Regions from separate parts of the Homo sapiens genome. Here region 1 is linked to region 2. Evidence: chromatin loops called from intact Hi-C (ENCODE). Cell type or tissue: thyroid gland. All regions are shown on one strand. Links, peaks and the distances in the headings refer to the core of each region. The heading gives the core; the rest is flanking DNA. Region 1 overlaps EIF2B2 (eukaryotic translation initiation factor 2B subunit beta). Region 2 overlaps PGF (placental growth factor).

Evidence for each region. A loop is a pair of places that touch in the nucleus more often than their neighbours do. Peaks named below come from ENCODE experiments on the same cell type or tissue, not always from the same donor. Only the 100,000 strongest peaks of a DNase experiment are listed, where the experiment ranks them.
Region 1: it touches region 2 in a loop (3-fold over the local background); 64 of 110 quality-filtered maps call a loop at or near these places.

The regions. Positions count from the first base shown.
Region 1 is chr14:75,007,975-75,010,581 of GRCh38, reverse strand. EIF2B2 (eukaryotic translation initiation factor 2B subunit beta) reads right to left here. Exons shown (of 8, transcript NM_014239.4): 8 at 1-1,551. The coding sequence ends at 1,394. Among named protein-coding and RNA genes, the nearest start is that of EIF2B2, 6.4 kb to the right of the region's middle. In thyroid gland, for the core only: no CTCF peak of the experiment used is centred there; a DNase peak (open chromatin) is centred at 1,201; H3K27ac peaks cover 2,318 bases.
Region 2 is chr14:74,943,841-74,954,507 of GRCh38, reverse strand. PGF (placental growth factor) reads left to right here. Exons shown (of 7, transcript NM_002632.6): 2 at 562-604; 3 at 4,955-5,151; 4 at 5,925-6,001; 5 at 8,100-8,129; 6 at 8,233-8,295. LOC107984690 (a long non-coding RNA gene) reads right to left here. Exons shown (of 3, transcript XR_001750826.3): 1 at 10,076-10,667; 2 at 5,509-9,268; 3 at 4,281-5,203. Among named protein-coding and RNA genes, the nearest start is that of PGF, 6.4 kb to the left of the region's middle. RefSeq lists a silencer at 8,000-8,049. In thyroid gland, for the core only: a CTCF peak has its summit at 1,408; DNase peaks (open chromatin) are centred at 567, 1,137 and 2,167; H3K4me3 peaks cover 966 bases; H3K27ac peaks cover 2,500 bases.

The DNA.
Region 1 (2,607 bases), core at 1-2,500, 56 kb before region 2:
AGAAATCTGAATTTTTGAAATGTGCAATCTCCAGATTTTTAAATATTGGTAACAAATTCACATTAAATGCAGTGAACCAGCCCAAATGCCTTCAATCCAGACACTGCCCCTCCAGCCATCCTTTTGAAACTTCTATTGCCATGTATAATGTTCCACGGTGTAACTGTCAATACTTAACCTTTCTCCTATTGCTGGACACTTAGGCTATGACATTACAACTACTACACTGAACACTCTGTATAAATCTTTTTGCTTGTACAAATAATTCTAGAAATACAGCTTCCAAATTGCCCTCTAAAAGGCTGTACCAATTTATAGTCCTATAAACACTACATGAGACTATCCTTTTCTGGGAAGCTTTAAACAGATTCCCAGGTAGTAACCCTGAGATCAGATGCAGTAGGACTGAGATGAAACCCAAGACTGTGTGAGTGAGTGATCGGAATCACTCTCAGGTGATTCTGATGATCAGCGAGGTTTTGGAACTACTGTTTTAGACTATGAACAAACTTTGGGGCCAGGAGCAGTGAATTGTAAAGGAAACTATACTTTCATTTGTACTTGTTATTTTTTTAGAGACAGAGTCTTGCTCTATCATCCAGGCAGGAGTGCAGTGGTACAATGATAGCTCACTGAAGCCTTGAACTCATGGGCTCAAGTGATCCTCCCACCTCAGCCTCCAGCATAGCGAGGCCACAGGCATGTGCCACCATGTCTGGCTAATTTTTTAAAATATTTTTTTGTAGAGACAGGATCTTGCTATGTTGCCAGGCTAATCTCAAACTCCAGGCCTCAAACAAGCCTCAAACAAGCCTCCCACCTCAGCCTCCCAAAGTCCAGGATTACAAGTGGGAGCCACTGCATCTGGCCAGTACTACCATGTTGTACACTTTTCCCGCTAACTACAGCCCTCTATGCAAACACAAAAAAGGCTCTGCTGCTGCTGTTTCAAGCAGTTCTGTCAGAGTAGGACAATAAATAAACCAACTATGGAACCTTCAAGTGGCTTTTATTGGTAGAGCCTAGAAAAAGTGTCATAGCCATTTCTGAGCAAAAATCTGTATCCCAGTAAGGTATTCAGTGTTATGTTTAACACACTACTGAACCAGAAAGTTTAAGTTCCTGACACAGACGCAACCAGGTCACTAAGAGGCTCCAAAATCAACAAGTTAAGCCCTGCTGCTCTGTTAAGATCTGAAAGGCAAGACACAGTCCTGGATGTGTGCCCTTGTTACGGGGTGACTAAAAAGGCAGGCAACAGTATCAAGGATTTTTTTTTTAGGTGGACTCCTGTGCACTCCCACATTGCAAGGATGTGCTTCAGCAGCAACACTCAAGTCTCCTCTTCATTCTGTATCTGCCTAAGCAATCTGCTTAGGACACGTGTGGTCGGTCATAAAACATGATCATCAGGATGGTAGAGTTCACTCATCAGGCGGTAGATGTAGGAAGGTGCATTCCCACCAATGTTGGAGATAAAGAGGGTAATGAGCTCTGGGGGAACGTAGTCAAACACAGGGCAATGCACGCTGACCTTCTCCAGAATGTCCCCTGAAAGGCAAGCACACATGCTAAAGGTAAAACTGAGGCTCCCTCTCTCATAATTAAGTAGCATATAGATTCCAGGCTCGAGAATGCAGGCATATTAGCTCCCCAAGGACGGGAAGCTATGGAAAAATGCAAACCAGAAGAGATGACTTCAGATCATGACAATCCCTGCTTACAACTCTCCCATGCCTCTGCACAGCCCTCAGAATAAAATTCAAACTCAGGATTGAAGTTTAAGATCTGGGCCCTCCCTGACACACCACATGAATTACAATTTGGACCACTCTCCCCCTTGCTCATTACTGTCTAGCCATGTATGGCCATCCTTTTCTAACTGGCTAAGCCCCTGCACCAGCTCATAGAAAACTATGATCTTCATATGGTGGACTCTGTTCATTCAGGACTCAGCTGAAATGTCATCTCATTAAGACCCTTCCTCAATCTCAGGCCCCTAGCCACTTTCTACCACATCAGCCTTGCTTGTCCTCAGGCATCCCATGACCTGATACTTTCTCATCTGTCTTCCACAATAGAATGTGTGGGAACAGGGCCTTATCTTTTTCATTCATTGTTTTATCTTCAGTGCCTAGAAGAGTGCTGGATACATTGTAGGTGCTCAATAACTATTTCTTGAAGATTGAATGTTTATTTAAATAAAGGGATGAAGTCAATCAACTTCCAAGAGGAACTAGGACCCCAACCAACTACTATGCGTTGCTCTCAGATGGTGTGTAAGGCCACCCTTGCTGATGAGGCTGCACGCGTAATGAGCTGAGCTGCTGCCTTCAGAAGAAGCCAGAGAAAAGAACCCCAAGACATGAGACTATCCAGGCTACAGGTGAGTTTTCTAAGGAGGAACATTTCACAACCTGCTTCCTTTGGGAGTCAATTCACCAAAATGACTCCTTATAGCAGGAAAACAGGTACATTTTCCCAACTGGTTGTTGTCTATATCTCAAACAGCATGCAAAGCCAAACCCAGACAATGCTAAATGATCCAACCCACAATAGCCCCAACAAATCTAAAATATATTTGTCTCAGAACAAATTAACATGGAC
Region 2 (10,667 bases), core at 166-2,665:
GTCCCACTGCCCTGGGAGTCCCCAGCCCCAGCCCAAGAGTAGGAGTGGGCTGGGCAGTCCCTGAGGAGTCCGAGCAGCCCAGCCACCCGCCTGCCTGCTGCAGGGCTGGCCAGAGGTGTAACGTTACCGGCTGCACCAGCTCATGGCGCCACCCGCTCCAGCCCCTCAGCTCCCACCAGCTGATCACCTCCCCCTGGGCTCTGGCACCCAGCCAAGGCGGGCTGTGCAGGGCCCAGCAGGGTTGGCCTGGGGGCTGGGTAGAAGGCAGACCCGCAGGATTGGAAGATCTTTGGGATGCAGCAGGCCAAGGGTCTCCAAAAGCTTCTAGCCTCCCATCCTTTTCCAAATGAGGAAAACTGAGGCCAGAGAGGGGTGGGACCTAACCTACCCAGGGTCCAGTGAGTTTTTAGTGGTACTCAGGCTGCTCTGAGACAGGGCAGAGCATGTGCAGCAAGTGGGAAGGAACCCAGAGGGGCCCCTACCTTCTTGCCATCACACTTGGCCCAAGAGTGCAGAGCTCCAAGGTACCCCCAGCTCACCTCTGCACTTTTCTGTCCATAGCAGTGGGCCTTGTCTGCTGGGAACGGCTCGTCAGAGGTGGAAGGTAAGCTGGCCAGGCTGGGGGTACGCATGCTCCCCAAGCCCCTCTCTTCCTTTCTCCCAAGCCCAGGTGTGGCATGAAGCGTGGGTGCAGGTTGATAAAAGCTGGGGAGAGCCTACAAGCTAGACATGCTGGGTGATGACTTTGGCAGGGCCTAAGAGATCCCCTCATGGTGACCCAGAGACTAGAGAGGTGTGGGCTGGAGTCACCAGCACACGGAGAGTGGGGCTGGGGCCAGTATAGCCAGGGTTCATCCAGCTGGCTCAGAGCCCTTCCCCAGCATGATTTAAGGGTATGGATGGGGTCTTGGAGGACAGGGTGGGGAGTGAGTGCCAGGGGCCAGAATGGGGGTCTGGGAGCTGAATGCAGTGGGCAGTCAAGAGGATCAGGAATGGGTGAGGGGCCCTCCCCAGCAGCCCAGCCCTGGTGGAACTGCCGGGATCTGACCATGCGTTTCCATTGATTATAAACAGACAGAACATAGTCGCGCCCTCCCTGGCCCCTCCACTCCCCGCCCTGGTTGCATCAAGAGGGAGTCTTCAAAGGGCAACGAGACGTTTGCCAAAGAGACATATGTACAGAAGGCAGGAGGCCCATGCCAGGCCCCCTACCTCGCTCCTCCCTCCCTGCCTCTCCAAGACGTGCAAAGTGGCCACACACCACCGCTGAGGTTTCCCCTGCGCCATGGGAGAGTGGGCATGTAGGGACATGCACACGCACACGCGTGATAGCCATCTGCGTGCTGGGAACACCCTCTGCTGGGCTGCCTGCCTGGCAGCCCGCCTCTCCCGGGCCTGGCCATACTCTGACACCTAAGGCTTAGGCCCCTAGACCCCTGAGCAGGTAGAGGAGGTAGCTGCCCTTGACCTCATGGATGCCTCCCTTGCTGTGCCTCTGGAACCAGCACAACATTATGCTCCTTGGGATTTGGGGAAGGACCCATCCCCTACCTCCACACTATGCCCTTTTTGGTGCTTTTAGTGTAGGTCAGGCCACAGCTACCAAAGATGCCTTAGCCTCAGTTTTCTCATCTGTAAAATGGGAGCCTTGGCTACATGATGTCTATGGTTTCTTCTTTTTCCGAGATTGAAAAAGGGACTTGTCCTCTGACTCCAGGGAGGAGAAATGGGTGTACATATCACCCAGGATTTGAGGTGGGGAGGCCTGGAAGTGTAGATTCATTAGGTCAGCTCTCCTGTCACACTTATCAATCAGGGAGTCTGCAATCTGACCGGGAGAAGTACAACGAGCTTTGCACCCCAGCTCTCAAAATCTGAAAATGGCATCCCCACCTGTTAACACCACAGCCAGAGACAGCATGGCCAGCCATGGGCATTGATTTTTACTATTACTATTCACGGTAACAATGTTAGGCATTTTCTGTCATTCTGTTTTGACCACAGGCTGTGAAGTAGGAAGGGGTTGTACTCCATTTTTACAGATGCAGGCAGGCCCTGAGGCTCAGAGAGGCCCTGGGGGTCGCCCCAAGCCTCAGACACTCCTCATGGATCTGGCAGAACCAAGTGCTCCCAATAGCTCCGTGGCTGAGCGGGCATGAGCAGGGTGTCCCTTGTGGCAGGCTGTCTGTGTGCCCTGCCAGTGACCATGGAGAGGACACTTGTGGGCTTGGGCTGGTGGCCAGTGGCTCTGCCCAGCCCTGTGGCCCGTCTCCAGTGCCCTCCACAGAAACTTGCTCTCAGGATTAAGCATTTCTCTCCTGGGGTCTCCCCCATCCCAGGTGGTAGGTAGGCAGGTGGGAGGCTCACTCACAGGGCTGGCGAGAGAGCTGAGGGCACACTTGCAGCCTCAGGAGCAGCCCTGGGGACCACCCAGCCCTGGCAGTGCCTGAGGGGGCCCTGAGGGGGCCACAGCTTCCCGTTGCTCTCACCTCCACCCCCTCCCGGAGCAGGTCTGGGGCCAGCGGAAGTGCTCTCGGGGACAGCTGAGCAGAGCTCTTTCCTGAGGGACACAGCCCACATCTGGGAGCGGTCACTGTACTCCCTCAGCCCGGCCCCTCACCCAGCCCCTTTTGTTTCTCCCACACACCCATAGCGGGGCCTTCAGGGATGAATTGCCCTTTCCTGGTGGCTGCCAGGTAAACCAGGCTCCAGCCCACCTCCTTCTCAGCCCTCCCCCAACACAGTTCGGCCACAGGGCTGGGAAAGTGGCAGATTCCAGGGTTTCAGGGACCCGGAACCTGCATGGTGGGATGTGGGGTGAGGAAAGGAAATCCCTTCTTCTGCTGCCGAGGCCCAGCCAGTTCTGCCAAAGGTGGCCATGGCCCCGCAGCCCAGCTGGGTGGGTGTCTGTTTGCAGGATGGAGGGGGCTGGGGTGCCCCTTCTCTGCTGCTGTCCCCTCGCTGACGGCTGGTCCCAGGGCAGGAACCTGAGTCTTCTGTGGTGCTTTGGCAGCTCATTATTCCTCTGCTGTTATTTATGTTTTCCAAGGTGGAGATTAAACGTTCAGAGTCACGTAGTGCTCATGAAGATTTTAAACTAAACACACAGCTCAAGGAGCTGGTGATAGGGAGGTGCTCTCTGACCCAGGATTGCAAAGGCAGGCTTCCCTGCACTTTGGGCGCCTTTGGGGAGAGAGGCCTTGTTTCCCACTGGGTTCCGGGGCAGTATCCAGTGGCGCGGAGTGGTAGAGTCAGAGGAGGCCTATGGATTCCCCCCACCACCAGCCCCTAGGCCCTAGTGCCCTCTAAGCAGAGCACGGCAGAATGGAGCAGAATGGAGCAGCAAACAAGCAGATAACACTGTTTATTGCCTCTATGACTGCCTAGCCAGCTCCACATGGACACACCGCCTCTGGGTATTTTCCACCAGTTTGCAGCCTTTCCCGAGGGCCTCTGCTAGGACTGAAGTTTATTTTTCTTCCGAGATTACCAGGAGGCTCATGTCCTCATAGGCTCAGTGGAATGGACTTTGGCCCCTTCTGCCTCCTAGGCAGAGGCATGGAAGAAATGAGGGGTTGCTGGGAGAGGCCATTGTTCCATGGCAGAGGCTGCAGGACCCCCAGCTCCCCATTCTTCCCCACTAGCTGAGGATGACCATCAGATGCAGAGCAGGATGACCCAGGCCTGGGGGTGTTTCTCTGTCCATGGTCTCTGGGCTGGGCTGGGTTGCAGGCACTGATTCACAGGCGGTTGGTCAGAGAGGGAAAGACCTTAGCAACCATTTATTCCCAACCTTCTTTTTTCCCACCTGAGGAAACTGATCTATCCAGAAAGGTTAAGTGATCTCCCCAAGGTCACATAGCCAGTGTAGGGCCAGGACTGGAAGCCAGGTGTCTGACTCTGGCCACTCTCCCTGTGAGCCTCTATTTGGGGCCTGGTCCTAGGCCTTCCCCCGAAAGAGCAGCATCTTTTGAGGGATTCCAGATCAGCCCCCAAAAGATCCCATTCACGATCGCCAGGACATCGTGAGGTCAGGGATGACCCGGATGATCCTCAGTGAAATGTCATCTAATCAACCAGGAGTGACTTAGCCTGTGTTTACGGGTACGTCCATCTCTGCCCTCATGGAGCCTCGAGTTGGTTGTAAAGGAGATAAGAGCAAGCAGTGCCGGAGATAAGGCAACCCCTTGAGGCCAGAGGCCAAGCAGTGCTCAAGGGAGGCTCATCTGTGTGCACTGGAATTGCTGGGGAAGTCTTCAAAGAGGAGGTGGGGAGGCAGGTCGTGGAAAATGGCGGGTGGACTTTATTTGGATAGAAATGAGAGGAGGGGGAAGAAGAGCAGCTGTACGGGCTGCAGAGTGCACAAGCCAGAGCTGGGAGTGAATGTGGTGCTGCCGTGGCTCAGTGTGAGCGCTGGTTGGACTCAGTGGAGAGGAGGGTCGGGCCACATTGCTGGATGTGGTCTTGGTTGCCAGGCAGAGGAGCTGGCACAGAGTGGGGCAGGAAATGAGGGAGCCGTGGAAGGTGTTTGAGCAGAGGAATAAGGGAAGGCCAACCCTCCCTGCATGACTCCAGGAATGACTGTTTTCTGCAAGTTCTCCAAGTTGGAGGAAGCACCGGGTCAGGCTTGAGAAAGATCCAGAGGGCCTGGGTAGCTGCCGGGGCTACAATCCTCAAAGCTCCAGGGAGCCAAGGCAGACGTGGGTGCCTGAGTTGAGGACAGAGCAAAGCTTGGGACCCTGAGAGATTCTGTTCCATGGGGATTTCCATCCAGCAGATGAGCTAAGGGGCCCGCAGGCATTTCGGAGGGATCACATTAGGAGTTCAGAGTTGAGGGAGCTCGGATGGGGCTGGGGGCTGAACCTGGAAGGCCAGCAGGGCCTTGGGAGCCAGGTTTAGGGCTTCAAGGGGCAGGTCTCTGCTGGCCTGACCCAGCCCCCTTGCTTCCTCGCAGTGGTACCCTTCCAGGAAGTGTGGGGCCGCAGCTACTGCCGGGCGCTGGAGAGGCTGGTGGACGTCGTGTCCGAGTACCCCAGCGAGGTGGAGCACATGTTCAGCCCATCCTGTGTCTCCCTGCTGCGCTGCACCGGCTGCTGCGGCGATGAGAATCTGCACTGTGTGCCGGTGGAGACGGCCAATGTCACCATGCAGGTAGGTCCATACCCTGCCCAGGGGGCCACCGAATCTGCCCACTAGAAGGTACCTGGAGAGGGAAGAAGATAGGCCCAGGTCCCAGGGCTGGAGCCTGACTCCCAGGCCAGTGCTCCTACCACCCCAGCCCAGGGCCTCTTCTTCCTAAGCCCTCCGATGGCTCTGAGCCCACTCATCTCCACCCCCACCAGCATTCTCAGCCTCACGCTGAGTCCTATCCCAAGACTCAGGGTGTCTAGTTAAAGCTGGAAAGAAATCTGCTTGTATAAAGTCCCTGTTGACACCAGGAGCATTTGGTCCCTTTTCAAGCAAGTGCAGCTTACATGTCACACACGCAGTGGTTTACTGAGCACTTACTGAGTAATGCCAAGCACTGTCCTAGGCGTGCCACAAGTGGTGTGTCATTCAATCCTTCAAGGCTGGTGTCATTCCCATTTCACGGATGGGGAACTCAAGGTTCAGAGATGTTATTTCACTTGTTCAGCAGGTAAAAGAGTCAAGATCTGAACACGGGTCTCTCTGACTCCAGAACATGAGCCCCCTTCCTGTGCTATTGCTGTGCTAGTGCTCCCGGGCAGGGAGGGACAGGGGCCTCCCTCAGATCCCCATGCAGCTGAGAGAGCTGTTTGCCCCACGTTCAGAGTGGAGTGAGGGCCTGTAGTCCACAGGCTAGCAGGAAACAGAGTCGGGTTCTCCTTACAAGGAGAGAGAGAAGAGTGCCGGAAACTCGTGGGCCACTCCCCAATCCAGGCATCAACTCTTTCTTCCTTCAGCTCCTAAAGATCCGTTCTGGGGACCGGCCCTCCTACGTGGAGCTGACGTTCTCTCAGCACGTTCGCTGCGAATGCCGGTAGGTCTCCGGGGTCGGGTGGGTAGCAAGGAAAGGCCCCCGTCCTCTTGGCAGCCTCAGCAAAGATGGGTCCCAGGGCAGAGGCAAAGGCTGCCCATCCCCGCTGCGGGCTGAACTTTTTTCCAGACTGAGGGAGACCAAGAGGGCAGGACCAGGGGTGGCTACCATTCATTTTGTCCCCCCACCAGCCAGTTTTGCCAAGGGAGCTGGTCCCAGCAGCTGGGGTACAGCTGTTGAGATACTGCAAGGGAAGAGAGAGGGTGGGTCCCTCCCAGCCTCGCAGGGGTTCGGTGCGTGTCGTTCCCCTTCTCTGGGATGGGAGGCAGCTGCCACGGGCCTCTGAAAGAGGTGCCTGGAGGCAAAGACATTGCAAGTCTGAACTTCGTTCTGGGGCAAGCTGTGTGCCCACAGGAGCGGGCAAACGGGGCTGAGAAGCAGCAAGAAGGACAAGCTCGGGTAGGAGAAAAGGGGCAGAAGAAGAGTGACACTGTGGCTTCCTTGATGTTGCAGCACCCCTCTACGGCCCCTCCCAATCCACAGAGCCTCTGACCAGCACCAGTCTTGCTGCCTGTGCTGGGGGCACTTGGAACATTGGTTAGCAGGAGCAACAGGCCTGGCACTGCCAGCTAGGTTCAGGGAAGAGAGAAATGGGCTGAGCTGCTGCTCCTGGTACTACTGGGCCATGGATGAAGGCACCAGACTAGAAGTCCAGAGCCCTAGCCAGGGGCGGCAGGAGGGAAGACTACCACTTATTGTGTACCTATTCTGTGCCTAGCCCCGCAGGAGGCACTTGAATGTTTCTCATTTAGTCACATACATTTATTGAGCACCTACCACATGCCAGGCATTGTCCTGATGGGATGCAGTGGTGAGCAAGGTTCCTGCTCTCATAACAACCCTGGGAGGTAGGCCCTATTGTCATCCCCATTTTACAGATGAGAAAATCAAGGCTCAATACAGTTTCATGATTTATCACAGCTAGTGAGTGTGGGAGGAGGGATTCTGGGCCCTGACCTAACTCGTAAGCCTTCGTTTTTCAGGCTACCTTTCATGGCCATGACCACTTTTCTAATAGCCCCCAGGCTTAGCCTTGCCTCCTGGGCAGGGCTATGGCTGCCCCTTTTGTTGGAGTGTTGGAGACCCTGCCTCAACTTGTTTCCACCCATCCCTCCAAGCCAGAGCTTAGCCATATAACAAGAGCTCGGTAATGAACCCTCCTGGGTGCAATGCTGGGTGGTGACCCAGAGTCACCTTCTCCATCCCCTTTGCCCTGACAGCCACTCTTTTGGGGCAGGCAGATGAAGAGACTGAGGTTCCAAGAGTGTCTGTCACTTGCCCAATATGGAGAGGTACAACCAGACAGTCCCAAGAGGCCCTGGTACCTTGCCCTGGCTCCCAAGGGAGGAACCAGCTGAGGGTAGCATGTCCTGGCCCCAAAGCTGACTGCTACCATGCTGTCCCATGTCTCTACCCACTGTTCCCAGTGAAGACTGAGGCCCTATCCCCTGCCAGGGGCCAGGCAACAGGGACACCTTTCTTCTTGCTTCTGGGCCAACAGCCACAGCCCTGGGAGGCAGAGCCCAGACATGCCTGGTGACTTCAGGGCTGATGCTCCCTCCTTCCTCCCACCCCGTCGCTCACTCCCCATGTTGTTCCGGATGGAGTGGGGCTGTGCCCTGACAGGCAGCCAGTCCGCTGTCTGGCCATCATCTCCTGTCCCTGAGGAAATTCCCAGAATGCACCCTGGAAGGAACGGAAAAAAGCAGCAAAGAAAGTGAGAAAGAAAAAGCAACAGAGAACAGACAGAAACAACCAAATTTGATGCCAAGAGGCTGAGAAGTGCAGAAGCGGGTGGCAGGGGTCCCCAGGAGGTTGATTTGTCCCTCTCGTGGTGGGGTCACCAGAGCCTGGAGTGGGAGTGAAGCCTTGAGGCTCTGGCCACCTCTCCCTTGCCAACTCCATGCTACCCCCTAGTGGCCTCAGTGTCAGCTGCAGGACCAGGACTGGGGATGTCGGAGGGGACCTGTCCGGGCGGCAGGGAGCCCCACTTATTGCTTTCCTAACGTTCCTCTGCCCCTCTCTCTGTCTGTTTCCCTAGGCCTCTGCGGGAGAAGATGAAGCCGGAAAGGTAAGTGGTTTGGCTGGGGCTCGGGGCTATTCTCGGGCCTGCCAGCCTCTGTCCTAGCATGGGGTTCCCCAGCCACCTTGTCCTGACGCTTGGCTTATTGCAGGAGGAGACCCAAGGGCAGGGGGAAGAGGAGGAGAGAGAAGCAGAGACCCACAGACTGCCACCTGTGAGTGTGCGGGGTCCCAGGGATGGCGAGGAGGCTGGGCCCGAGGGGAGCCCCGCCTTGCCGCCAGGGTTAGGTTGGGGAGGGGGAGAGGCAGGACTGAGGCCAGTCTTGGGGGCAGAACAGGGAGCTGCACCTCCTCAAGACTCTAGGGCCCAGGAAGCATCAGTGGACCTTGGTTTTTGTCCCGGCTTAGCCCTAGGTTTCCATTGACCTTCAACAAATCATTTCACCTTTGTCAGCCTAGCTTTTCTCTGTGTAGAATGAGGGGCAGGAGGTCCAGCAAACATTCAGTCACTCTACAAACATTTACTGAGCACTTACTGTGTGTCAGGTACATCTGTGAGCAAACAAACAGGATTCCTGCACATTAGTGTTTACCTTTTAGTGATTAAAAGTCTGTCATCAGCTGAGACGTTATCTGGGGCCACTTCCTAGTAGCCCCGGGGAACATGTGCCCCTCGCCACTGTCTCCCAGGAGTATTTTTGCCTGTGGGTCCCCTTGCTGCTTCTAACCCACTTCGTACCTTGTGGGCAGCAGAATGGAGCCCCAGGCCTGAGTGTGGCTGGGAGAGAAGGATGAGAGGAGGGAAAACCCAAATCTGTGAGAGTAAATAGAAAAAATAAAATATTTCACGTGCACAGTCAATCAGTCACTGAAGAGAGGTGGCTCTCCTTCAGGGGCTAAGCCTCCCCCACGCACGTGACTCCAGGAAGTCATTTCGTGCTATGGAGTGGAGTTGACCCAAGCCCTGACCCCATGAGCCCCACTCCATGAAGACAGGGATCCTGGGGACTGCGCCCCCTAGGGGTTTATGCTCTCATCTCTTTTCTGGGCCCGCGCGGCAATTTGGGAAACAAGCTGGCAGGGAAGTCCATCCAGGCCCGAGTTACCCGCCGGCAGCCGGAGGCAGAAAGTGTCCCGTGGCTCCTGTTCCCAAGGCAGCAGTCTTCAGACATTTCACTCGGGAATCTCCTGAAAGAATTTCAAAAGTGGCCGGGCGCAGTGGCTAACACCTGTAATCCCAGCACTTTGGGAGGCCGAAGTGGGTAGATCACTTGAGGTCAGAAGTTCGAGGCCAGCCTGACCAACACGGTGAAACCACATCTCTACTAAAAATACAAAATTAGCTGGGCGTGTTGGTGCATGCCTGTAATCTCAGCTACTTGGGAGGCTGAGGCAGGAGAATCGCTTGAACCCGGGAGGCGGAGGTTGCAGTGAGCCGAGATCACGCCACTGCACTCCAGCCTGGGTGACAGAGCAAGACTCCGTCTCAAAAAAAAAAAAAAAAAGAATTCCAAAAGCCCATGTGCTCCCTTGCCCATTCTTAAGTTGACATTGAACATTTTCATCAGAATTATAAGTCAAGCCAGGCTCAGTACCTCATGCCTGTAATTCTAGCACTTTGGGAGGCCGAGGCGAGTGGATCGCTTGAGGCCAGGAGTTCAAGCCTAGCCGGGGCAACATGGTGAAACCTCGTCTCTACAAAAAAAATACAAAAACTAGCTGGACGTGGTGCCATGTGCCTATAGTCCCAACTACTCAGGAGGCTGAGGTGGAATGATCACCTGAGCCTGGGAGGTCAAGGCTGCAGTGAGCCGAGATAGATCCACTGCACCTCAGCCTGGGTGACAGAGTAAGAACCTGTCTCAAAAAAAAAAAAGTATAAGTCATTACAAAGGATATAATTTCTGGCATATTATTAATATTTTAATACAAAGCTATTGTAGAACACTCTCCAGGTGTATCCTATTAAATACGCCATTTTAATGTTATACTCACCATCATCCACTTTTAAGAAAATGAACAAGCAGGCCAGGCGCGGTGGCTCACACCTGTAATCCCAGCACTTTTGGAGGCCAAGGCGGGCGGATCGCAAGGTTAGGAGATCGAGACCATCCTGGCTAACATGGTGAAACCCCATCTGTACTAAAAATACAAAAAATTAGCCGGGTGTGGTGGTGGGTGCCTATAGTCCCAGCTACTCGGGAGGCTGAGGCAGGAGAATGGCATGAACCCGGGAGGCGGAACTTGCAGTGAGCCGAGATCACGCCACTGCACTCCAGCCTGGGACAGAGCAAGACTCCGTCTCAAAAAAAAAAAAAGAAAATTAACAAGCAAAAAAAAAAAAAATACAGGAACACTTCCTTTCATAATTATATATTTACATTGTTTCTTTTTTCCTGGAACTTGTATTTCCATTTCACTCCCCACCCCCAAGAATTTCAGCCTAGTGTAACAGTACTTTTAATTTTCAGAAGTCTTTTATTGATTACCTTGTCATATTTATCTGCCACAAAAAAATGATATATGAGTTTGAATTATTTTAAATTTCCTGTGAGCATAAACCTAAATTAAATTTTCTCCTGGAATA